2 separate regions of the Mus musculus genome follow, and region 1 is linked to region 2. Evidence: chromatin loops called from intact Hi-C (ENCODE). Cell type or tissue: left cerebral cortex. All regions are shown on one strand. Each heading gives the region's core, and the rest is flanking DNA. Links, peaks and the distances in the headings are about the cores only. Region 1 holds the start of Ank1 (ankyrin 1, erythroid). Region 2 overlaps Ank1 (ankyrin 1, erythroid).

The links. Peaks named below come from ENCODE experiments on the same cell type or tissue, not always from the same donor. Only the 100,000 strongest peaks of a DNase experiment are listed, where the experiment ranks them.
Region 1: a loop joins it to region 2, with 2.2 times the contacts of the local background. A loop is called at or near these places in 4 of 42 quality-filtered maps.

Annotation. Positions count from the first base shown.
Region 1 is chr8:22,960,772-22,977,349 of GRCm38, forward strand. Ank1 (ankyrin 1, erythroid) reads left to right here and starts at 14,065. Exons shown (of 44, transcript NM_001110783.3): 1 at 14,065-14,490. The coding sequence starts at 14,365. In left cerebral cortex, for the core only: no CTCF peak of the experiment used is centred there; DNase peaks (open chromatin) are centred at 13,520, 13,917, 14,461, 14,811 and 2 more places; H3K4me3 peaks cover 2,210 bases; H3K27ac peaks cover 1,360 bases.
Region 2 is chr8:23,024,205-23,032,204 of GRCm38, forward strand. The region is part of intron 1 of Ank1 (ankyrin 1, erythroid); the gene reads left to right. Among named protein-coding and RNA genes, the nearest start is that of Gm51563, 8.9 kb to the right of the region's middle. In left cerebral cortex, for the core only: CTCF peaks have their summits at 3,892 (motif pointing right) and 4,237 (motif pointing left); DNase peaks (open chromatin) are centred at 3,415, 3,903, 4,317, 5,949 and 1 more place; H3K4me3 peaks cover 395 bases.

The DNA of each region.
Region 1 (16,578 bases), core at 8,579-16,578, 55 kb before region 2:
AGTTCTTGGTGCCATGGTGATATAGATTCAAATCCTACTTGTAGAAACCCGAAAAGTCTCTTTTAGGTCAATTACATCAGTCATGATATAAAATAACTGAGAAGAAGGGCTAGGGAAATGGCTAAGTGTGTTCAAGTGCTTGCTGTGAGGCCAAGAGAACCTGAGGTCAACATCCAAGTAAAAGCAGGCACGATAGCATGTGTCTGCACCTGAGCATTGGCTGATGGAGACAGGCAGAAGCTCACTGGCTCGCCAGCCTAGCTGACGCAGCAAGCTTCAAGGTCAGTGAGAAACCTGTCTCAGACTGCAAGGTGGGGAGCCATAGAGAGACACGTGACACATCTTTCTTTGGGTCCCATATGCACAAACACAAAAGCTCAGATGGATACATATTTGGGCACATAGCACACATACATATCTTTCTTTGTCTCTTTTCTTTCTGATTCTTTCTGTCTCTCTTCTCTCTCTGTCTCTCTGTCTTTCTCTGTCTGTCTGTCTCTGTCTCTCTCACACACATACACACACACATGCGCACACACACACACACACACACACACACACACGAGAATACATAATTGAAAACAACAAAATGGCCATAGAGGACCCATCCAAAGCACAGCAGGAAACAACAGCTGAATATTATTCTTAAAATTTGCCCAAGAGCAGAGCACATTCCAACAGACATTAAAGCATTAAAAACCACACAGAGCTGCATTGGGGTACTGGAAGAGCCCGTAGCCCACCCCCCCCAAAAAGAACTAACTAAAAAGCATCCTAGATGTTTAGAAATGAAGAAGTGTGTTTAAAATAACTCACAGACTGATGTGAGGAGGGCTCAGCGGACAGAGTGCTTGCTTGGAAAGCTGAGGACCAGAGTGCAGATGGGAGAAGCCAGGAAAATGAGGCAGGCACAGCAGCCTCCCAGTGCTCTGTAGGCAGGAGGCGATGGGATATCTGGGGACTAGCTAGCAGGACAAGCCAAACTGGTGGCCTCAGCAAGGGACACACTTTAATAAAATGGAGAGTCATCAAGACCTTCGGTGTTATCCTCTGGCCTACCTACACATGCTCACAAATACATGTAATGCCCCCCAAAACATACCACATACATCTGTATGTACACAAGTAATAAGATTTGTGGGCCATGAAAAACGGAAATAGAAGGCCTATTTTAAGCTGAATTATATTTTTCTACCAGATAAAATAGTGGATCTAGGCAAAGGGGATCAAATGCCAATAAGAGCAGAGAAATCCCCCAGGGCCTTTTGGCCTTGTGCCCCTCCCAGATGTCTGTCAGCCTGGCTTGGAGTGAGCCTAGCAGATCAGCTTTTGGACAGAAGAATGCGTTAGGTGTCACTGCAAGAGTACACTCAGCAACAGTTACCACAGGAGGAACTAGAAAGGATAGAGGACAAATTTGGAAGAGTGACAGTGGAGGCCCAGCTGTAAAGGGGCGGGTAGGAATTCAACCCCAGAAGGCAACTGCAAAGAAGCAGCACAGAGAACTGAAACAGGCGTGCTTGCTGAGACTGAGGTTTTGGTAGAGTGTGACGTGGGGTGTGTGTGTGTGTGTGTGCGCGCCTGTCTGGCTGCCTATCTGGGTGTGTATATGTGAGTGTGTGTGATGTGTGTGTCTGAGAGTGTGTGTGTCTGAGTGGGTGTCTGTATCTGAGAGTGTGTGTCTGAGTGGGTGTCTGTGTCTCTGTGTGTGTCTGAGTGGGTGTCTGTGTCTGAGAGTGTGTGTCTTGAGTGGGTATCTGTGTGTGTCTGTGTCTCTCTGTGTGAATCTGTATATGTGTGTCTGTGAACACGTGCCTGTGCGAATGTGTGTGAGAATGTGAGTGCATGGGTGTGTGTCTGTCTGAGTGGGCGTCTCTGTGAACCTTTGTGTCTGTGTGTGTCTCTGTGTGTGTCTATATGTGTCTCTCTGTATGTCTGTCTGTGTGTGAATGTCTCTGTATGTGTCTCCCTGTGTGTTTACAGTTTGAACAGAAGTTTACCCCGCAAAGCTAAGTAAAGCAAACCCTAGGGAGAGAGGTTGGCGTGTGCTGTCACAGAGCAGGGAGCTGTTTGTTTTGGTTTTGTTTTTGAAAGACTGTTTTCTTTTTAGAGTTAGGCACTGAAGTGTAAAGATGAAAAGGATATACTGACATTTGTTTCAAAGTAAGCCATTGCTCAAGCGAGTTCCCAGGAGCTATGATCTCATGAGTGCTCAGAGTCAGCCCTGAGCCGCTGTTTTGAAACTGGTAGATTTAATTAATTTACTGTTCCTTGGCTATTTTGAAAATCTTCAAATGTCTTAATGAAATATTTAAGATGCTTTACAAATCACTTAAAATCAGCCGAAGAAGCATTTAGATGGCGATTCATGACCTTAATTAAAACGAATCTAGAAAACAGGAAGCCCTAAGAACCAACAGTGACTGAATAGCCGCTCTGTTAGCAGAAGTGCTCAGACGCGCGGCTCCTGCTGGGTACATGGAACCCTTGGTTAGACCTGGTGTCATCCTGTCCCGTCCCATAGAGTTGGAGTTATTCGTGTCCTATCCTCAGCACTTCCACTCGGAAGCTAACCTAAAGGAAGGGACGGAAGGCTTGGTCAGTGGAGCATGTGACTTGCATGCTCCAGCACCTGGCCTTTCCCTAACGCCGAGGACTGCAGTGATCCCTAGCACCCTTGTAAAGACTCTGGGCATGCTGGCACATATTGGTGCTGTGAAAGCAGGGCCAGGTAGACTCTCAGGGATTGCTGGCTAAGCAGCCTAGCCTAGTCAGCGAGCTCTAGGCCAGTACGAGACTCGGTCATTAAGGAGGTGGATGGCGTTCCTGATGATAGCAACCCAAGATGATCCCCTGGCCACATGCTCACCTGTGCAGATGGATAAACCTATAGAAAGACAGGCTGCTGGCTTTTTTTAAAGTTCAGCAAGAATTTAAAAGCAGCATACAACAGCCCACTTGCCAGACACAATAGCAGGGTCACACAGTCCAAGTCACATATGCAAAGGGATTCTCTATGCTGGCAGAGCAGGCAGGCAGAGCCACGACTATGTAGAGCGAACATTTTAACACTAGTGTTACTATATAATGTGTCTAATGTCCAAGCTACATTGAAAGACGCTGTCTTAGAAGAAAAGGGAGATATCTGGAGAGAAGAAGGGAGGGAAGGAGAGAGAGAGAGAGAGAGAGAGAGAAAGAGAGAGAGAGAGAGAGAGAAAGAGAGGCCACAGCCAAGGAGACATATGATTTACTATAGTGCCATATAGCTTACAAAAGACCTCTCTTACAGAACCCGAGTATGCAAAGAATTTCTTTCAAACCAGGAACAGTATAATCTAATTACTTTTTAACGGCCAAGGCCCACGGACGGGCAGTGGTGAGAAAAGAGGTTCTCTGTGGTTAGTGAGGGAGAACTGCCACGTCACAGGGCCATGGTGAAAATGTTAAACAAGGTGTGGGAACATACATAGATTGCTGGTGGGTGTTCAGTGGTATGACCAATTTGCAGCTTCTCTTGTTATTGGGATCTGTAGACATGGAAAGCAGTGGGTTTCTCTGTAAGATTCTCATGTCTACACTATGCTAATTTGTTCTGATTCACTCCCCCTCTCTGCCCTTCTTCCCTCTGGCCCTCCTATGGCTGTTCCCCTACTTCCCCTCAAATAGTCCCTCCTGTTATCACACCACATACATTGAATCACACCTCTTTCCTTCCCCTCCACCTCTGCTTCATTGATAAGTCCCTTCTCAAGTTGTTTTTTATGTTCATGCCCTAGATATACATGCATTTACAAGTTTAAGCATAAACTTTATATATGAGAGAAAAATGTGTGATATTTTTCTTTGTGAGTTTGGCTTATGTAGCATACTGTGTTTTCTGGGGTGTGTGTGTGTGTGTGTGTGTATGTGTGTGCACACACACGCGTGCACAAGTGTGTGAGCACACACTCACTAATGTAATAATTTTATTCTTCTTTATAATTGAATGGAAACCCATTGTATACATCTGCTGCATTTTCCACATCCCTTCACTGGTTCATGGACTTTTACCTCTGTTCCATACCAACAGAATGTGTGGACACAGAAGTATGAACTCGGGATGAAAAACTATACAGTTCTATGTTTCCGTCTTTTAGGAACCTTCACATTGATCCAGAGGGCCTGTTCCAGTTTACACTCCCACCCGTATCGAATGAGGGCTCTTTCCCCATGTCCTCACCAGGCTTTGATGTTATCTGTTTTCTTGGTAGTAGCCTTGCTGACTGGGGCAAGACAGAGTCTCTGTGTAGTTTGGATCTGTCATTTCCTGGTGGCTGAAAATACTGAACATTTTGGGAAATACTTACTGGTCATTCGTATTTCTTCCTTTGACAATCATCTATTCAATTCCTCAGCCTACTTGTTGATTGAATTAATTTGGGCCCTTAATTTTTAATGTTCTTTATAGATGCTAGACACGTTCTGGTAGATGTGTAGCTGGCAAAGATCGCCTCTCTCTGTGGGCCATCTTTTCACTGTGCCATTTGCTTTGATGTGCAGAGGCTTTTTAATTTCACAGCATCCTATTTGACAGTTAGATTCTCTCCTGAGCGATTGGAGGCCCTCTCAGAGAGTCCCTGCCTATGCCTGCACCTTGAAGTGTTTGTCATGTTCCCCTATAGCAGCTACAGAGTCTGAAGCCTTTGATCTACTCTGAAATGACTTCCAGACAGAGTGACTTGTCCTAGTTTGCCTTCCTCTGGCTGCGACAAACACTATGACCCAAAGCAGCTTGGGGTGAAAGGATTTATTTCATCTTGTGCTTTCAGGTAAGAGTCCATCACTGAGGGAGGGCAGGGCAGGAGCTCAAGGCAGGAACCACAGATGGAGGCTGCTTTGTGGCTCATCCCAGAGTCCCTTTCAGCGACTTACTCCTCCCTCCTTCCTCTTTCCTTCCCTCCCTCCCTCCCTCCTTACCTTCCTTCCTTTTTATTTATTTTCAATTTTGAGATTATTATATAATTTCAACATTTTCCCCTTCCCTTCCCCGCCTCTGAACCCTCTCACATATCAATCCCACTCTCCTTCAAATTCATGGACTCTTTTTTAAAATTGTTATTGAATATATTCATATTCTTTTTAAAATTTTTATTTATTTTATGTATATGAGTGCACCATTGCTCTCTTCAGACACACCAGAAGAGCGTATCAGATCCCATTACAGATGGTTGTGAGCCACCATGTGGTTTCTGGGAATTGAACTCAGGACCTCTGGAAGAGCACTTGGTGCTCTTAATCACTGAGCCATCTCTCTGGCCCCTCATATTCTTAAACATAACCCACTCAGTCTAAGAGTTTCATACTGATTCTCCAAGGAGAATCTACAACTACTATCTTACTAAACCAGCATGATTCTTAACAGTAATCTATAAACATGTGTCCTTATACCCACGGGTAAATGTAGTCTTCACTCCTCATAAAGGAAACTGCTCTTTGCAACAGACAGAAGCCACTACAGAGAACCACAGCCACACAAAATGCAGAGTTGTGGAGCCCAGTCCCAGTGGATCCACCAGCTACCTTTCTTATATAGCCCCGGGCCACCTGCTTAGGGATGGCACCACCCACGGTGGATAGACTGGGTCCTTCTACACACATTAGTTTTCAAGCCATCCATCCCACAACATCCCCATAGCTTTTCAATCAAGGTCCCTCTACTAGCTAGGTGTGGTGCACACACCTTTAATCAGGAGTCAGAGGCAGGGGGGAATCTCTGTGAGTTCAAAGCCAGCCTGGTCTAAATAGTGGGTTCTAGATTAGCCAGATCCAGTGAGACTCTGCCTCAAAAACAAAAATAGAAAACAAATGACAACAACAGATGATTCGGGGAAGGAGGGGTCCTCTTCTCAGATGTGTCCAGTTGACAAGCAAGGTTAGCCATCACTATAACAGACAGGGACAGGGAGCAACTTCATCCCTCTGCCTGTGGAGATCCAGTTTTTCCAGCACTATTTGTTGAACAGGCTCTTTTCTCCACAACATATGTTTGGACACCTTGTTAAAGTTTAGATGACTGTAGCCACGTGGATTTATTTCTGGTCCCTTTATTCTAATCCATTGGTTTACACACGTCTATATTTGTCTTCTTGCTGTGAGTCTGTAGTATAGTTTGTGTGTGTGTGTGTGTGTGTGTGTGTGTGTGTGTGTGTGTGTGTGTAGGATCACTGACTTTTTGGTATCTTTTGTGCTTCCAAAATCTGGTGGCCAGCATGCGATGCAGCTGTGGTCCACCCCTCAAGACCACAGCTTCTGTGTGTTGATCCTGAGGAAACACTCCCAGAAGATTTCACTCAGTGATGCTGGTCTCTAACTCCTTAGCTCCAGCTGACCAGCATTAATTGTCCCAGCAAAGCAAAGGTTTCACATCCGTGGTTCTGGACTCTTGTTAATCACAGTTGATTCTTCAGCCCCCAGCTAACTAGACACTACAGATTCTTAATTCAAAATATCACACAAATGGCCTTGATAGTTTTTGCGTCCCTCTGAAATGTCACAATCCAGACTTCCCTCGTCTGAGTCTCTCTGGAAATTCTTATCTTTCAAGCTCTCACTGGAAAGCCCATTAAAATGTGAGCACTCAAACAGCTTTTCCAGCCTAGAGTTCCAGAGTTCTTCCACAAATCGACCTCAAAACAACATGGTCACTTCTGTCTGTCACAGCAATATTCCATGGACCTAGTGCCAATTCCTGATTTAGCTATGGTTTCTATTGGTGTGCTAAACCAACCAACCAACCAACCAACCAACCAAACAAACAAACAACAGCAAAAGCATAACCAAAAGCAACTTGGAGTGGGAAGTGCTTGCCTTCGTATGCCAAGTCACAGTCATATCCTGAGGGGGGCCACAGCAGAGACTTAGGCAGAGGCCCTGGAGGAATGGCTTGCTCGCTCTCTCTCTCTCTCTCTCTCTCTCTCTCTCTCTCTCTTTCTTTCTTTCTTTCTTTCTTTCTTTCTTTCTTTTTCCGAGACAGGGTTTCTCTGTGTAGCCCTGGCTGCCCTGGAACTCACTTTGTAGACCAGGCTGGCCTCCAGCTCAGAAATCCGCCTGCCTCTGCCTCCCAAGTGCTGGAATTAAAGGCGTGCGCCACCACTGCCTGGCTCAGTCTGCTTTCTTAAAACATACCCCAGGGCCACCCGCCCAGGACTGGTATCTTCCACAGTGAACTAGGCCCACCCACATCAAGGAAACGCCCCCACAGACAGGCCAATCAGATAGAGGAATCTTACCAACCAACGTTCCCTCTTCGAAGATGACCCTGGCTTGTGTCCCGTTGACAAAGCCCTAACAAGTAGCAGGTGAACTTAGCCACCGAGCCATCTCTCCAACCCCTGGACAGCCGGATCTCCAGTAACACTCATCTGGAGATCACAAAAGGTGTAATAATAGCAACAACAGCAAACAATACAAAACAAAGCGATGGGGAGAGAGGAGGACTGGGCACTAACTAGCACATCACACGGTATGACTCAGGTAGTGGTGCACAGGGAAATGTGAGAGTGCCCTTTGTGCCCGAGGACACATCTCTCAACTCACAATCCTAAAGCTTGAAAGTCCACGGACTGAGGTCAGCGTGTGGGTCAGCTTCTGGAGCAATCTACTCGTTGTTCGCTGCACTAGAGTCTGGGGGTACTGAAGGTCCACGGGACATCTGAACATCATCCTTCCAGCAGGGTGGTCAATGCTTAGACAGTTGAAGAATTGTGGATACAGACCCTCTACCCACACGGCTCTGAAAGATACGATAGTGTCCCCTATTCACACCACTCTGGGAGACATCTCCCATCCAGGACATTAGCTTCCCCAGAGGGTAAGATCTGGGCACTCTCTATTTGGCACCACATGCCCAGCCCACAGCTTTGACCTCTGGTATGCAAAGAAGGGATGAGAGCTCTGGCAGATGCCAGATACTGTCCCCTCCTGCCGTTTGGAGCTGACTTATACCCTGGGACCATGGCAGATTTAATCAGGCTCTCTACTTGTGACTTTTTGGTTTTTAAGGGCCCCCATGACAGATCAGTTTAAAACAGTACATCCCTTTCCAAAATGACACCCCGCCACTGCCCTCGAAGTCCCAGATGGGATTCATCTTCATGGCTGACCCGTGCACCAAAGGAACCACGGGGTCTGTGCTGGGTGTCTTCTTTTGTGTCAACTTGGCACAAACTAGAGTTAGCTGGGAAGAGGGACCCTCAGTTGAGGAATGCTTCCCTCAGACTGGCCTGCAGGCATGGTAATGGGGGCATTTTCTTGATTAGTGAATGACAGATGTGGAGCATTGCACCCACTGTGGGTGGTGTGACCCGTGGGCATGTGGGTTGTTTAAGAAAGCAGGCTGAGCAAGCCGTGGGCAGTCCTTGCCTCCAGATTCCTGCCTCGAGTTCCTGATTTGGCTTTCACTGCTGATGGGCAGTAGCCTGAAAAGCAAATACATTTTTTTTTTCTCTCCAGATTATTTTTAGTCACTTCTTTGTATTGTTCAGATTCACCTATTTTGGCGTAGTGATGGATGACTGACTAGTGCCCGTCTCAGAGGGAGTCCGCCATAGCCTCTGCTCTGGTGTGAGGTCTCAGGAAAACAGATATTTGGTAATTGCTTCTTTCCTTCTAACTGGGGGTTAGGACAGGGTGGAAGAGATTCCCTTCCTCAGTTCAGCTTTAGTTAGGATGTATGTCCACATATACCAGTCAAAGCACAGACTCTGAAGACTATTTACTTACAGTCCTAGGCCCAGGGACTTGAGCTTGAATACAAACAAGTTCAATTCCTTGATTCCTATCTGTTAAAAAAAAATGTGACCCTGGTGGTCTGCTTCGCTAAGCTGTTCTTACACTAAACATGCTCACAGGAATGTCTAATGCACTGATAGGCGTCAGCTGTTCATATTTAGTTCAGGAGGCAGCTTTTATGTTGGGAGGCTTTCTTAATTATTAGTAATGTTCCTTTTAAAAAACATAATTTGGTCCAGTTGTATAAAACATATGCTTAGAGGATGGAGTTGTCGGGGAAGGGCTGCCTGGAAACCTTAGAGGAAGCAGAACTATATCAAAGTGGATGCCCCTTCTCTTTATTAAACAGACGAAGGAGAAAGCCTTACTGAACTACAGGACTCTGTATGGGAATGGAAAGGGGAGCTCCTTGGGGCTATTCTGGCCCGGTATGTCCACGTGAGCAGTCGCTCTCACCTCACAGTTAGAAACAAGTTAGAAACAGGGGTTGCTCAGGGGTCGACAGTTCCTTAGGAATGGTCAGAAGAACCACAAGGAAATGTCCCCCTAATCTTAGCCCAGGCGCCTGTGAGAACTATGACTGCCGTGTGGGACGCGGCCTTCTGGAGCCACACAGACGAGCTTTTTACTTGATCTCGATGTCACGTGGGTTTTGCGTTGGCCTTCTGGCTGGCTGGTCATACTATTTTATGTGTGTGGTAATTACAATTGCTTCTGTTCCTTGGAAGGTGCTGCCCGTTATTTTCAGTGTGACTGAGATAAAATGCTTGACCGAAGTCACCTTAGGAAAGAGGGCTATAGGATTTCTTTCGGCTCACAGTTCTAGGGTGCAGTCCATCCTAGAGCGCGAGGCAGCTGGTCACACTGTGTCCATCGTCAGGAAGTGGAGAGAGGCGAATGCCCAGGCTCAGCAGCTCATCCTCTCCTTTATATTTAGCCCTGAGTCCCAGACTACAGAATGCTGCAGTCTGCTTTTCAATCCCATCTCAATTACTCTAGTTGAAATAATCTCTCCCAGGCATACTCAAAGAATTGTTTCCATAGTGATCTTAACCCCTAATAGGTTGACAGTTAAAACCAGCCACCACAAAGATCTGGCCCATCCCTGGCACAGCTGGCCATTTGAAGGCCTGTCTTAAGCCAGGCTTTCGGAGTGATACCTCACACCCAAGCCATAACGTGGTTCAGGCCTGAACTCTGAATGGGCTTAAGGAAGCCACTTAAGCAAACACACCCTAAGCTTTCCTATCTGGAACATAGGGGTGGTGACACTTTGCCAGTCACAGTCCTGTCACTGTGACAAAGCACCAGAGAAACAACTGGAAGGAGACAAGACTTGTCTAGGCCCTGGGTTCAGAGGCTCCAGCCCAAGGCTGGCACTTCCATTGTTGGGCCCCATGGTGACGCATAGCAACATGCTGGTGAGCCTGTGCAGTATGGGATGCCCATCCCAAGGTTGCAAGCAACAGAGAGGAGAAGATATCTCTTCAAGAATCACTGCCAGTGACCCACTCCCTCCAACCTAGCCCCATCTCCCATAGTTCATCATCTCCCAATAGTCTAGTCAAAACTTGAATCCATCAGTAGATCAATCCATTCATGAAACTGGAGCCCTTCAGATCCACCCACTGGCCCCAAACCCACCTCTGAGCACTGCTTGCACAGGAGGCTGGGACTTTTTGGCAGAACATTTTATATCTAAAGTATGACAGGTGCTTTTGTTGGGATGCAATGAGATGCTCAAAGAAAGAATCTCACCTCGTAAAAACACTCATGATCCCCCAGCCTCAGCCTCTGATGTTGGGGTTACAGGCATATTTTGTTCTGATAAATACTTTGTAAATGGTTGGCAGTACCTAGATCCCGGGAAACATCAGGATACCAGTTAGCAGAGGATACAGACGGTCTGTGGTAATGAGGAGTTACCTGGTATCCTAGTTAGGGTTTCTATTGCTGTGAGGAGACCTCGTGACCACAGCAACTCTTTTAAAGGAGAACATTTCATTGGGGCTGGCTTACTGTTTCAGAGGTTTAGTCCATTATCATGGTGGGAAGCATAGTGGCATGCAGGCATACACGGTGCTGGAGAGGGAGCTGAGAGTTCTATACTGGGATCAGCAGGCAGCAGGAAGAGAACATAGCCACTAGGCCTGGCTTGAGCTTCTGAGACCTCGAAGCCCACCTGGCTAGTGATGTACTTCCTCCAACAAGCCCACATCTCCTAACAGTGCCACTACCTAAGGGTCTGTGGGGGCCATTTTTATTCAAACCACCGCACCTGAGTAGTGTTCCCACCAAGAACGAGGCAGCCCCTCCAGCTGCCACCATATTGGCCCAACCCACATCCTCATTCCCGTAGGAGAGGGCACCTGCTATGTCCTCCAGCCTCCCTTTGGCTGTAGCCCGTACTGTCCTGCTTCTTCCTCTGAGGGAGAGGTCTCCCAGCACCTCACCAGTCCTAGGAGAAGCACCTGCCAAGAGAACCCAGAACACGAACAGCACTTACACCTGGTCCCATGGGAACTGTGTGTGTCCAGAGCCACCACCTTAGTAGTGACTCCAGGGACAGTTGAGGCAGGAGCTCAGCTTCTTACTAATGCTTTACTTTGAGTCTCAGAGACATTTTGTTTTATTGTATTTTGCCCCCAAGGGGCTCCTGTGCAGGTTTTGATACACGGGAGGCATCTTTATATTGGAGATACTTTTACAGCAGTTTAGATGAGTCTCAGGTTTTGCCAAACACTGGTTTAGTCCACTCCGTGTTTTACTGGAGCATTGCACCGTGACCTCTTCCATGTCTCTCAAAGGAGGTATCATCACTATTCTTGTTTACAGACTAGGAAGAGAAACGGTTTCATGGTTTTCAGAAGTGGGGTAGTGGGGGGGGGGGGCTCTGCCACCAGATTATTGTTTTCCATGAATCTCTCCATTAGCTGTGTGATCTCAGGAAAGCTACTCACCCTCCCTGTTCCTCACTCGTACCCACCAGTAAAAGAGTGGAAATGTTCACTGCCGTGTAAGCGCTACCATTTTAGTTCTTGTTCCTTAAACCAGAACAAAGCTGACTTGGTTTTAACTCCATTTCACTGAGCTCCTGGGAATGTACGGTATTGGCCAAGGTGCTGAAGATGCAATTCCGAATAAAGCACGTCGCCTCTCTTCACTGAGCTTAAAGATCTAGTGGAGGAGAGCTGACCTGGGAGTGTGTGTGTGTGTGTGTGTGTGTGTGTGTGTTTGTGTGTGTAGGGGTGTGTGTGTGTGTGTGTGTTTGTGTGTGTAGGGGTGTGTGTATGTGTGTTTGTGTGTGTGTGTGTTTGTGTGTGTGTGTGTAGGGGTGTGTGTGTGTGTGTGTAGGGGTGTGTGTGTGTTTGTGTGTGTAGGTGTGTGTGTGTGTTTGTGTTTGTGTGTGTGTGTGTGTTTGTGTGTGTAGGGGTGTGTGTGTGTGTGTTTGTGTGTGTAGGGGTGTGTGTGTGTGTGTGTGTGTGTGTAGGGGTGTGTGTGTGTGTGTAGGTGTGTGTGTGTGTGTGTGTGTGTGTGTGAAGGTCGAGTATGGACAGAGCAGGCTGAACAGAGGAAGCAGGGATGTAGATCCTGATGCAGATGGCCCCAGGGAATTTAGATGACACATGGGTACCAAAAAGGCCTGGAGTAAAAAATTGGAGGTTAGGGTAGGGCTGACCATTCAGGTCCTTGTAGATAGTAGAGCATATTTTGATCTCCATCTTGGAACAAAAAGGACGTTTCTCTGGGAAGTAACAATAATTACACCAGTTTGTAAATATTATTCATGACTACAGTCAAGGGACTTAGCGGTGGGATGCCAAAGACATGAGGTTGGGGCTCCAGAGGGTGTCCTTCTGAGCAGGCTGGTTACAGCCAAGGTGTGTTATCGAGAGAGGGGCCTGTGGTGGTGATGGAATACGCCTCATCTGAATCCAGACAAGAATAGACCAGATTCTGAAGACTCAGCATAATAATGTAAAATCGCATCAATAATATATCAACTTCATGTTGAAACGATGGCTTGGGAGATATACAGGCTTAAAAATACATTTAAAATCAATCTTCTAGTTTCTTTACATGGAAAAAAAAAGTGGCTACATGACAATTGAAGTTGCATGTGTGACTGGTATTTGTGGTTCTGCCTGCAGTGAGAAGCCCCAGGACTCACCCCTGGGAAATGACAGCAGTTAGATCTGTCAGACCCCTGTGGTTACCCAGCACCTTACCTTCTGTCAGGGGCCTAGTGGGGAAGACAGAAGTGGAAATCACTGAGCGAGATGTGTTTGTGAGAAAGAGGGGTGGGAACAGTACCTAGTACTACTCCTTCTGCTCCTCACCAGAGCTGCTTCAAACCTGCACAGGCTCGGGAGGGGGGGGGGGCGGGCGAGAGGACAGGAGGGAGCAGGCTGTTTCATAATAACTTCTCCAAGACTCAAACACCAGTGTTCAAGACTGTCCTTAGCATCCTGTGGGATAGGGAAGGAGGAGGTTGGGAGCTGCACCAACCAGACTGAAAGGGCAATGTTCATAGGTCAGGGCCTCAGTTTCCCCGCCTGTCACATGACTGAGTGGTGAAATGAGCTTAAGCCGGTTCCCCGTTCCCACAGTCTACGTTGGTAGCTGCGTGACCCCCAGCTGGTAAGGTTCTTTACAGCAGCCCAACACCGGTCCAGACCACAGTACCTACGGAGGGAGGGTGGAGAGAGACCTGGTATTGCAGGGTGGGCGGTCCCTGATGGGGAGACCCAGTTCCACTCCCGTCCAAAAGGAGCGAAAAGAAAAAGAATGGACTTGACGCTGGACTCGTATTCTAAGTATATTTGGTAAAGATGCAAAGGAAAGGCCCACTTGGTTTGACCGGGGCAGATCAAGCTCTCCTCCAGGAGCCCCGGCCCTTCCCGGAGGGCGGCCCGGGCCAGGCTCGGCGCTAGCGGAGTCCGTGCCGCAGCGGTGCCCCGGTCCCACGCTCCGCAGCTCGGCCAGGCGATGCTGGCATTTTCTCCGCCGCCGTCAGGCACGCCGGTCCGCAGGGTCGCCGGGCCCGGGCGGAACGGCCCCGCTTTGTTCCCGTCGCCCCCAAGGCGCCCCGCGATCCCCACCCCGGGACCCCGCTGCAGCGGGGACCCAGCGCCGGCTCGCAGCGCCCCGCGCCCAGCCTGGTGGGGCGGCCGCACCGAGCTGCCCCCGCTCCTCCCGCGAGCCCGCGAGTCCGCCCTCCGCGGCCCGCGCCGCAGTACGAGCCTCCTCCCTCCCGCCCCCCGCGCCGCCGCCGCCGCAGGAGAGGGGGGGCCCGGGCGGGCGGGCGGGCGCGGCGAGGGCGCGCGGCGAGCCCAGAGCCGGTGCGGGGCGCGGGCGAGCGAGCTCCGGCCGCGGCGGGAGGCGCCACCCCGGGGCTCGGCTAGCCGCGCGCCGGCCTCTCCTCGCCCTCCGCCCCGCGCCCCGGCCCCCGGGCGCCGCAGCCTTCGCCTCCGCCGGGGAGAAGCTCGCGCCCTGCGCAGCTGAAGGAGCCGGCTCTCCCCGGGAGGGTGTCGTCGCCGCCGGCTCGCAGAGGGCGCGGGCCCGGGAGGCGGGGACCGAGCGCCGCGACCCGCCATGGCTCAGGCGGCCAAACAGCTGAAGAAAATCAAAGACATCGAGGCGCAGGCCCTCCAGGAGCAGAAGGAGAAGGAGGAATCCAACAGGAAGCGGCGGAACCGCTCCCGTGACCGCAAGAAGAAGGTAAGGGGGCGGCGGCGGCCCCGCACCGAGGCGCCCGGAGTAGCTGCGGGAAGGCGATCGGCCGCGCTCCGGCTGACCCCGCGGGAGCGGGAAGGGGGGAGGCGGGTAGGGCGAGCAGAGAGCGGCCCCGGGGTTCCGGCAAGCTGCCCCAGACTCATTTCAGCACCTTGAACAGAGGCCCGCGCTCCGGAGGAACTTTTGCCGCCTCTGGGGTGGCAAAGCGGGTAAGGGGCTGCACCGCGGGGCGCAGGGCTGCTCGCCTGGCTTTCTCGGGGAGCTGCTTTGGGTGAACAGGGCAGGCGCTCCAGAGGTGGTACTGTCCGCTCCTGCTCAGGTGACTAGTGAGTTCTCCTGCGCCGCCGGAGAGAGCATCTTCCTCCCAGATCTCTCAGGACGAACTGGGGCGACTGCCCTTCCCGATCCCTTCCTGACCCTGTGGGTCCGCGGGTGGACCTGGAAGAAGCAACTCACCCCTCAGGCATTTGGCAGCATTTTATGTTAAGGTCATTCCAGAGGAGTCACTGGTGGCAGGGAAGAGGAATTCCCTTAGAAGCCTCGCTGGGGCTTTTCCAGCCTGACCCAAGGCCTGGTCGGAGAAGAGCTCTGCCATGGGACATCATGAGGGCAGTCTTTCATGGGACAAGGGTCTGTGCTGAGACAGCCCAGGGATCCAGACCCCTGAAAGCAACTGTTGCTATTTGCAGTCCTTCTTTCAGATCATGGCGGGGTAAGAACCACAGTAGTTTAGACCCACGGTCTAATTACAAGCACCTGGATGTCCACAGCGACTAAGCAGGGCACTCTACCGCCGGCTAGAGCTTCAGGGATGCACAGGCTAGGAAAGCGTGAGTGGAATTCTGGGAGTCCAAGGTAGAGCTGGACCCTAGCTTGCAAGAGCCATCTTAACCTGGAGAAGTTGATGTGAGCCTGCAGGAACGTCCCCTGGCCAGAGAATTTGGGTTCATGGGGCGTCTTCACAGAGACGCTGCCCTTGCTTATGAAAGACTCCCTCCCTGAAACTGACTCGCTCTGAGAAGGAAATATAGAAGCTGTGGTTGACAGCCGTGTAGGGGACAGTCTACTTCGAAGTAGGTGGCAGGGCTGATAGGGCTCTTTTCCTGGAGATGACACTGGGCAGGCTGAGGTGTTCTCTGACTCTTAATCTAAGGAATCACCATGTTAGGTGTTCCTATACGCCTGACAGATACTATAGTGTTCCTCTACCCTCCCTCTCTGCCCCTTCTCTCCCCCCCCCCCGCCCCAATATTGGCACCTCGTGTGTAAATAGGAATTTCAGCATAACACACTCTTTAAGCAAGAGGTCTTTCCCAAACCAACAGTGAATCAGTTTGGGCTGGTGCCACTTACAGGGAGAGTACCACGTTAGGGTCTCAGATGCCGATCCAGCAGGCTAGGCAGAGAAGTCTCCTAAGAGAGCTTAGTGCTCCTCCACTCTCTTGGCAATGGTGTTGGGCCTCTCTGTATTTCCATCCCTGTTCTTGATCTTGGAGGAAGACTCAGTTCCTCGTTCTCCTCTCATTTCTTGCCTGGAGCTTCCTCTTCGTATTCCCGACCCCAGAGATGACAGTCTGACTAACAGTAAAAGCAAAACTCTCTTCAATTTCATTTCTTCTTAACTGACCTCATGCGATGTGTGTCTATGAAACAAAGCCATTTGGAGATTGATTCTATGTCTTAAGTCTTTGTCTTTGCATTCTTGGTGAACTTTGCCCCACGTTTGGGTTCTGGGTGATCAGACGTTCCCCTGTCCCTGGGTTGCGTCGTTTTGACTTACTAGCTGGTCACAGCACACTGCGTCAGTAGGTGTTCGGAAATCTTCCATACAGATTATCTTGGTTTTCTGCAGTGTCTTGAGAGGTTATGATTGGTACAACAACCAGGAAGTTTTAATCCAAATGGATAGTGATGATGTGAACTCCCAGGATATATTGTTTATCCAGGGACACATTATGGGGGTATTTGGAGGGATGCTTTGTTTATATTTCATGGTCATTGTGAGGTGTTCTGGATGGTCACATAAGGTAATATAGCTAACACCTACAGCAAAATATAAAATTGCAAGAAAGT
Region 2 (8,000 bases), core at 1-8,000:
GTTGTTAGTTGCAGTAAAAGAAAGCAAACAAAAAGAAAACTGTTCTCTCTCTCTCTCTCTCTGTGTGTGTGTGTGTGTGTGTGTGTGTCTGGTTTGGGGCCTGTTGGTTGTAGGCTGTGGGTCTCTCTGGCTTTGAATCTTTTTGGCCAGGGTCCCTGAACAGCGGCAACTCTCTAGCCTTGGCGTGAATAGCAGTCCAATAGCATATCATCCATACCTTCTCTTAATGGGTGCAGAAGGAACTACAGTGGCTGGGGGGGGGGGGGTTGGCTCAGATCTCTAGGATCCCCATTGCTCTCTAAGCACAGTTCTTGAGCCTGCTCTAACTGGATCTCCTATCACTTCTGCAATGTCAACAACCACGTATTAAGCCATAGGGAAGCCTTAGCCAACAGAGCTTCAGAGAACCTGTCCATTGGCAGTGCCCTAGAGCAGGATGATCAGCCTGAGCCGGAACCCCGGTGTGGGAGGGAGGTGTTCCTGGGGAAGTGAATGGGAGGTGCTGCTTAGCATAGAGACGTTCGGTGCACAGTGCACTGAGCTGCACTTCAGTCTTTGATCCCCAGTAGGACAGTGGCCCTATGTCACCATCCTTGATAAGCACTTATTGGTGTTGATCTTTCAAGAAAAGATGTTTTTTTCCAGGTACAGGGGACAGAAAGCTGAGCCTTGATGACCAGATTCTCCCTCATTGACTTTGCTTTCTGAAGTTCTGTGTCTTTGGTTTAGCCTGGCAGTAGGAGATAGGTTCTGCCTTGTTGACATGGAATAGGGAGTATATAAGCTTCAGCGAGCTGGCTGCTAATATTTCTGGCATAGCTCCCTGCAGTCTAGGTGGTTAGTTTTTGCTAAATACCTACTGAATATGAACCTACAGGAAAGGACTGGTCTACTCATGTGGCAGGCGAACCTTGAACCAGAAGAGTGGCTCAGAGAGAGGTGGGTCCAGCCAAGTTGACTCTGAATACTGTGTTAGTCACCTTTGTGTCACTGTGATAAAATATCCAGCAGACATGACTTGGGGGCAGGAAGATTTATTTGAGCTTACAGTTTTGGAGGTCCCAAATCATTGCTACAGAGAACCTTCATCTGACTGCCCTATAAGCAGAGACAAAGTGGGGGGCAACTTTCTATGGCCTGCCTCTAGTGACTTACTTCTGCCAGCCAGGATCTCGCTCCAACTTCTCTTATCCTCCCCATACAGTCTGGAATAAACATCCAAAAACATAAGCTTGTAAGGAACGAGGCAGATTCCTTACGGTGATAAAGACATTTCTCTTTTTGTGTCCCTGTCTTGGAAGATATAAGCTTGTTTTTTTTTTAAATGGCTTGAGCAGTTATTTTTCAAGCTCACACCCAGTAACACATGTTTCTCTTTTATTCAATCCCCAAGTCTTGATAAATGCACAGAGTCACGTACTTCATCTCAGTCGAGACAGAACAGGTCTTCTGCCTCACAAAGCCTCTCTCATGGGCGTCCCATTCCCACCCACTGGCCCCTAGGTCTGTTTTCCACACCCAGAATCTTGCCTCCTCCAGACTGTCTTACACATGAGCCCATGCAATTCGCAACCTCGACATCTCCATGTGTCCAGAGCTGGTGGCTGAGTAGTGACTGCCTTCTGGGTGGGTTACAGTAGGTGGATGATTCTCCACCAAGAACATTGGGTTGATTTTCTAGAACAACCACTCAGGTTTTCACTTTAGGCAGATACTCTAGAATGAGAACCCCAGGTCTACCCTGGTTATCCTTTAGCATAGTCAGAACTTCTCTGGGCTTGCCTTGTGTCAGGAGCAAGTAGATACACAGCCTGCCCTCGCTCTTCAGGTGTGTGCACTATCATCATAACTGGCTTCTGGTTTTACTGTTGGGAGAAGGGAGATGCAGACAGGTTCAGAGTCTTAAGGAATTCAGTCAAGATCAAGCCAGAGTCTGGACCCTGCATCTTCGGTCGGTTGTTGCCTAGTTCCCTCATTTGTCTCTGCTGTGTTTTTGAGAGAGCATCTTGCCATGTTGCCTAAGCTGGACTTGAGATCCTGTTTCACCCCTCCCCTAAGTGCACCCCCACTCCTAACCTGTTCTTTCATGGAAAGAATGTATTCTCATGGAGACCCTCTTGGGACAGTTACCACCGAAGCATCTCACTTTCGAGTGAGGAATGTAACCCAAAGAGCAAGTTTAGGTGGCAGAGACCACGTAGCCGTTGGGCATGCTGATGGACTACATCCATCTCTGAAGGTGATGACATGGCTGTGATACATTCTACCTCTAGCACCCTGGTAAGAAAGCACCATCTACAAAAATCATTCTTCTGTGATTGATCTAAAGAGTTCTTCTGGGTTCTTGGTAGCAGGCCTGGCCTGGAACTGATATTCTGGCGCTCTGGGTGCTGGATTCTGCCTGTTCTTCTTTGGCTCTGACCCCTTTCCCTTCGTGCTATCATTTCATACTTGGGGCCTGTCCCTCAAGGTCCCTTTACCTGCTACAGCCTCCCAATCAAGATGGAGTGGGCTCCTAGGACTCTGGGCTCTAGCTCAGCTCCAGCCTCTGAAGATTGCAGCTGAGAATTAATTGCTATTCATTTTTATGTAGGTCACGTTTTCTTTAGAGGAAGTTGATGGGATTTCATTATCTGTGGAAAGCAGCCATACCAGAAAGAAGAATACTTTTGATTGATAATTTAGCTCAAGAATAGTGTCCCACTTTAACAAGTCTCTTGGGGAGCAGATGACCCCAGAGGGAACTATATGTATATCTAGTAGTCTGTGTATTTGGCAAAACTTTGTGTGTCCTAAAGAGAAGCAGGGCTGGGCCTGTCAGGACTTATAGATTTGATCTAGAAACTTGGGGCAGTATATAGTGGCCATCCCATCCTGACTAATAGCTTACCAAAGGAACATAGAGAACCCGGATGTTCCCCAGAGAGGCAGACCAGCTGAAAGTGCCTTAATTATATTCTTGTTAGCCCCAAACTAGATTGAACAAACAATTGTTTGTATTCACTGTAGGCAGGAGCAACATTCTGGACATTCCTGATGATGTTATCTGAGGAATACCTATACTCTGCTAGGAGACCTTCATTTATGAAATACGAACTTTTCTAAGGTTGGGCTGTGGCTCTGTGGATGAGATCTTTTCTAGAATTCAAAATGCCCAGATTAAACCCTAGCACTGCAAAAATCAGAAACAAAACCAGGAAGCACTCTGCCAACACAGAGTTCTTTAAAAAAAAAAAGAGAGAAAAAAACAGTAAGGAGAGAGTAGCCTCTTAAATCACAAGATTTCATAGTAAATTTATGCAGAGAATCAAAGAAAATCTGAGCATCACAAGAGTGCTGTACTCCAGAAAACTGTGACTGTCACATCGTAGGAGATTTGGACAGTAGAAAGCAAGCCTGCTGCTGGGGACTGGGACTCAGGAGGCAGAGCTTCTGGGGACAGACCCAACTTCACTCTCTGCTTGTGTTCCCTGGATCTGCCAGCAGCTGCCCCACTCCACCCCCACCCCCAGGCACCCTCAGTTTCACATCTGTGAAATGGGGGCAGTAACATCCCTTCTCTGTGCTGCAAGGACCAAGTGGCACCTCTAGCTCCCAGGAGCACAGGCGCGGTGCCAAGTGCTGCGGGGACCCTAGCTTTTGGTTTTGTTCCAACAGCCTGAGCCTCAAGAAGAAACATTAAATCGTTTTTTCTAGGAAATGCCAAAATTGAGGTTTTCCTTTGAAGCTTTGAGGAGGAAGCTTCTAAAAACCAACCATGTGTCCTTACAGGGCCCTGGTGTGTAAATAGCAGGGGGAAATGCCAGACAGCAGAGGGCTGTAAAATAAACAAGGCGTATTCCAGTGAGACTGGGGGAAGTCAGTGGCCCAGAAGGCACCAGGGGGCGCTCTGGAGCTGCAGGGAGGGGTTCTACACGATAAGGTCCAGCCTGCAGGGTCCTTCCCTCTGCCCGCATACTCATGCACAATCTGAAGATGCGTCCCCCGGTGTCCCTTTGGATCTTCCACGGAGAGGGTCTTCTTGGTTTCCTTGTCTAAGATGCAGTAGATGAGGCACTGTGGGAAATGGGACCTGCTTTGAGCTGTTCCCAGGCTTGCCCTCGCACTGGGAACTAGACTCCTCCAACTGACAGTCCCTGGTGAGGGAGAGCATTTCAGTACCGCTTATCCCTATAGCATCTCATCAGAAGAGCCACAGAGTGATCAAGTTCACTCTGAGGCCAGAAGAGCAGATGCACTCCCTCTGGTGGTGACCGTGCTTCTCCGGCAGAAAGGCTTTCTGGAGGATATGTCTGTTTCCCTGGTGGTTGGATGCCCCTGGGCTGCTGTTGAAGCCGAAGGATCTGGCAAGAGATAGAGGCTGGTGCCATAGAAGGAACCTGCAGTTTTCTCCACTCGCTGGCATACAGAGCGGGTGCTGGTGCTGACAGGATTTTCACAGCTGGTGGGAAGCCACAGTGCAAGAACAAATGAGGGAAAGCAGCTCGGAGAGGGAGAATGGTGTGTTAGAATCAACACAGCTGAGTAAGTGTGAGGTCTGGGTGAGAAAGGGCTGTCGGGAGTGGGCGGGGCCAAGAAGGGGTAGTAAGGGTATGGCAAATCGAAAGATAAGCCCCAAGGCCCTGTTTCCTCTCCCCTCGGGCACACTTTAACTGTAAGATAGAACTGGTAAATAACTCAGAAATGATCTTAGCACATCATTAATATAGACAAGTTGCACAAAAGCTGTGTGTGTGTGTGTGTGTGTGTGACCTTGTGTTTGAGAATAGTAATGGACATTATAAAATGGAGTCTGGAAAAATCATTTTTGCCATTTTAGTGATAGAAAATTAAATGTGTTAATTTATAATCCCACCTAGCCTAATTTTTCTTTTAAAGGCTGCTGTATTTATTTTAAAGCCTTGAACATAGAATACAAAGGAGGGTTCAAATCTCATTATTGCTTCTTTGATGCCTGAATCATTCATATCCTAGGATGACCCACTGTCAGTAAGCCCCAGGAAGGCCCAGGATACTTCCGGCCCTGCATCAGTGCATCTCAAAGATCTCGCATGCACCACCAAGGGATGGTAGAACAGAATTAGGAAGTTACAGGCAGAGAGCCTCCAGCCTTTCTAAGGCATCGACTCGAATCCTCTCCTGAGCCTGGGGTGCTCTTACTGATGCATAGAAAGAACAAGAAAGAAGGGGGAAGAGTCCAAGCCCTTAGGGAGCGCTCCGAAAACCTTCACATGTTTACTGAGCACGTGCTACGTGTGAGACATAGTTGTTGGTCTTGAGGACTGACACTGTGGCCAGGAACAAGACAGTGGTCAGAATTATTAGAAAGACAAGAGCGTCGATCAAGCAGTGAATTACGCAATCCATGTAGCAAAGACTGAACCTATTGACAGGAAGAAAATTAATATAGACGAGGCTGTAGGTTTTGTCAGGTAGATGAGAAAGGAACACACCTGGCTGGAGGCCGAGAGGGGAAAAGCTGTTTGAGAACAATATAGTTTACGTGAATACAGAGGTGTCCAAAGGATCACACGTTTATACAACACGAGGCCTGAACAAATACAGATTCAAATTCTTAGGTGTAGTGGCTGGAGAGATGGCTCAGTGGTTAAGAGCACTGGCTGCTCTTCCAGAGGTCCTGAGTTCAATTCCCAGCACCTACACAGTGGCTCACAACCACATCTAACTCCTGTTCCAGAGTATCAGATGCCCTCTTCTGGCCTCCACAGACACCAGGCACAGATGCACATGCAGGCAAAACATTGGTACACATGAAGTAAAAATTAAATTAAAAAAATCTCATGTGTGTCATAATTCCCATTTTCAAAAGTTATTTATTATTCATACATAAAGAAAAAAATGACTAAGAGAGTATGTTGAGTTGTGAGTGTCGATACTGTGATCCAGACATTGTGCGTGAGTTTTAGATTCTTCTTTTTCCATATGATCGTGCGGGCGTCCTGCCAAGCACTTTATAAGCCTGTGTGAGCAAGTCACAAGCCAACTGTGTGAAGGATAATGGCAGCCACATATTGTCTCAAGTGGGAAAACAGTAGAAGCAACCCATGAACTGCTTAGGGACACATATGTGAGTCCTACAGAGATGTGTGCTGTGGCCCCAGATGAACATGGGGAGAGAGAGAGAGAGAGAGAGAGAGAGAGAGAGAGAGAGAGAGAGAGAGAGCTGGGGAAGAGGCAGAAGGTGGTTTACTGATGTTCGTGATATTTCGGTCTTGAGCTGAGTGCACCGTGTTCTTCTTTACCTTTTTAATACATGCCTTGACTTACATCATGCATCTAAAGATACAAACAACTACATTAAAAGTGACATCAGTATAATGTTTGCTTCAGATGGAGGAGAGGCAGAGGACAGGAGAGCTGAGTAAAGTATGTCTGCTTTTTTCCTAAGCTTGGGTGCTATCTTTTTTCTGTTGCTTGTTAATTCTTACTCTCTTCCTTATCTTGACCAACCACAACTCTCCCCCCAGACTGTCCCTTCTAGCATTTCGAAGTAACTATATTTTTCTTTGGCTATTGGGTAGAGGGAAAGTTCTCCCATGTGTCGGTATGGAGACTTGTAGTGAGACTACAAAAACTGAACGGCTTTGTAGTCTGTAGTTCTTGTATCACCTCCAAAAAGATCACATGCTCTATGTGAGACACAAGACACCTGGGTAGAAGCCCAGTGCTCCTGTTACAACACATCCATGTTACCTCAACTGTTCCTCAGAGCAGTCTGGAGTGTTGTGTTAGCTTTCCTGCTTCCTAGTGAGTCAGGGTAGCTCCGGGGTACTCAGCGACTTGCTCTGGATAAAGCTCGGTTCACCCAATCAGCCTGTGAGACATTTGGGATCACAGCCAAATTGTTCTCTGCTGCCATCTCTGACACAGCTGTGCACATCAGCGCCAATTATGGATCTCAACCTTGCGACCACAGCACTCATTAGTGAGGTACCTAGAAGGATGCCCGCCTAGTTAGGCATCCTGTGAGCCCTCCTGGCCTCCAGGACACTGGCTTGCCGACCTTACTGTAAGCCCTAGTCCTGTGTACCCCAACATGGGGTCTGTGCATCTCTGTGGATTGTGGAAAGGGCTTCAAGAAGAAGAAGACACCAGAATGTGTATTTTCTAGGTTGAAATATCTCATCTTTGAAAACTTCCCATTTTGCCATGTGTTTTGTGGTGCTCATAACGTATTGGCACAATAATACTTGTGTGTGGTTTGTAAATAATAAGCAAATGTGCATCTGTTGATGATGCACGCTCAAAGACATTTCTTTTGGGAGGGATATGAGGTTCCCACAGTTTGGTTAATAGAGCTGGGTGTGTGACCTGGTGACAGAGTGCTTGTCTCTATCTGGAGTTTGGTCTCCAGCCCATAGGGTTGTGGGCGGAGTTCAAGCACTGTGAAAGTCTACCTTGTTCCCAATCAGCTAAGAGTACCCAATTTTCAAGTGAGCACAGGTTCTATGTCAAGAAGTGATGTCATCTCCCTGCCATTGGGTGGCCCTGCAAATGCAGTCACAATGATACTCTTGGGAATTTGGTAAAAACACAACAAGAGAAAGGTAGATTCCTCCCTCTTTAAAAAATCAGGTTTTACGAGGCCAAATTCCTGGAAAAAATTGATTATTAAACAGATGGTTTCTGTCCAATTAGGGGAGAAACAATGTGTTCTGGCAGCTACTGTGGGTTCACCAGAAATTAGTGATGTCCACAGAACTCATTTCCTTTATAATTCTCAACAATTGTTTATTGGAAGAGATCTTTCATCCCTTAGTGCATATATGCACTTACGGCAGCAGTTCCTGGGCATCTATTAGGTTTAAAGCCCCAGGGTAGTGATGAATATCTTGCAATCTCTGCCCCCAAAGACTTTGCTTTTAATAAAGAAGACAAACACCACACACACACACACACACACACACACACACACAGAGAGAGAGAGAGAGAGAGAGAGAGAGAGAGAGAGAGAGAGAGAATCATAATAAAATTAAGCA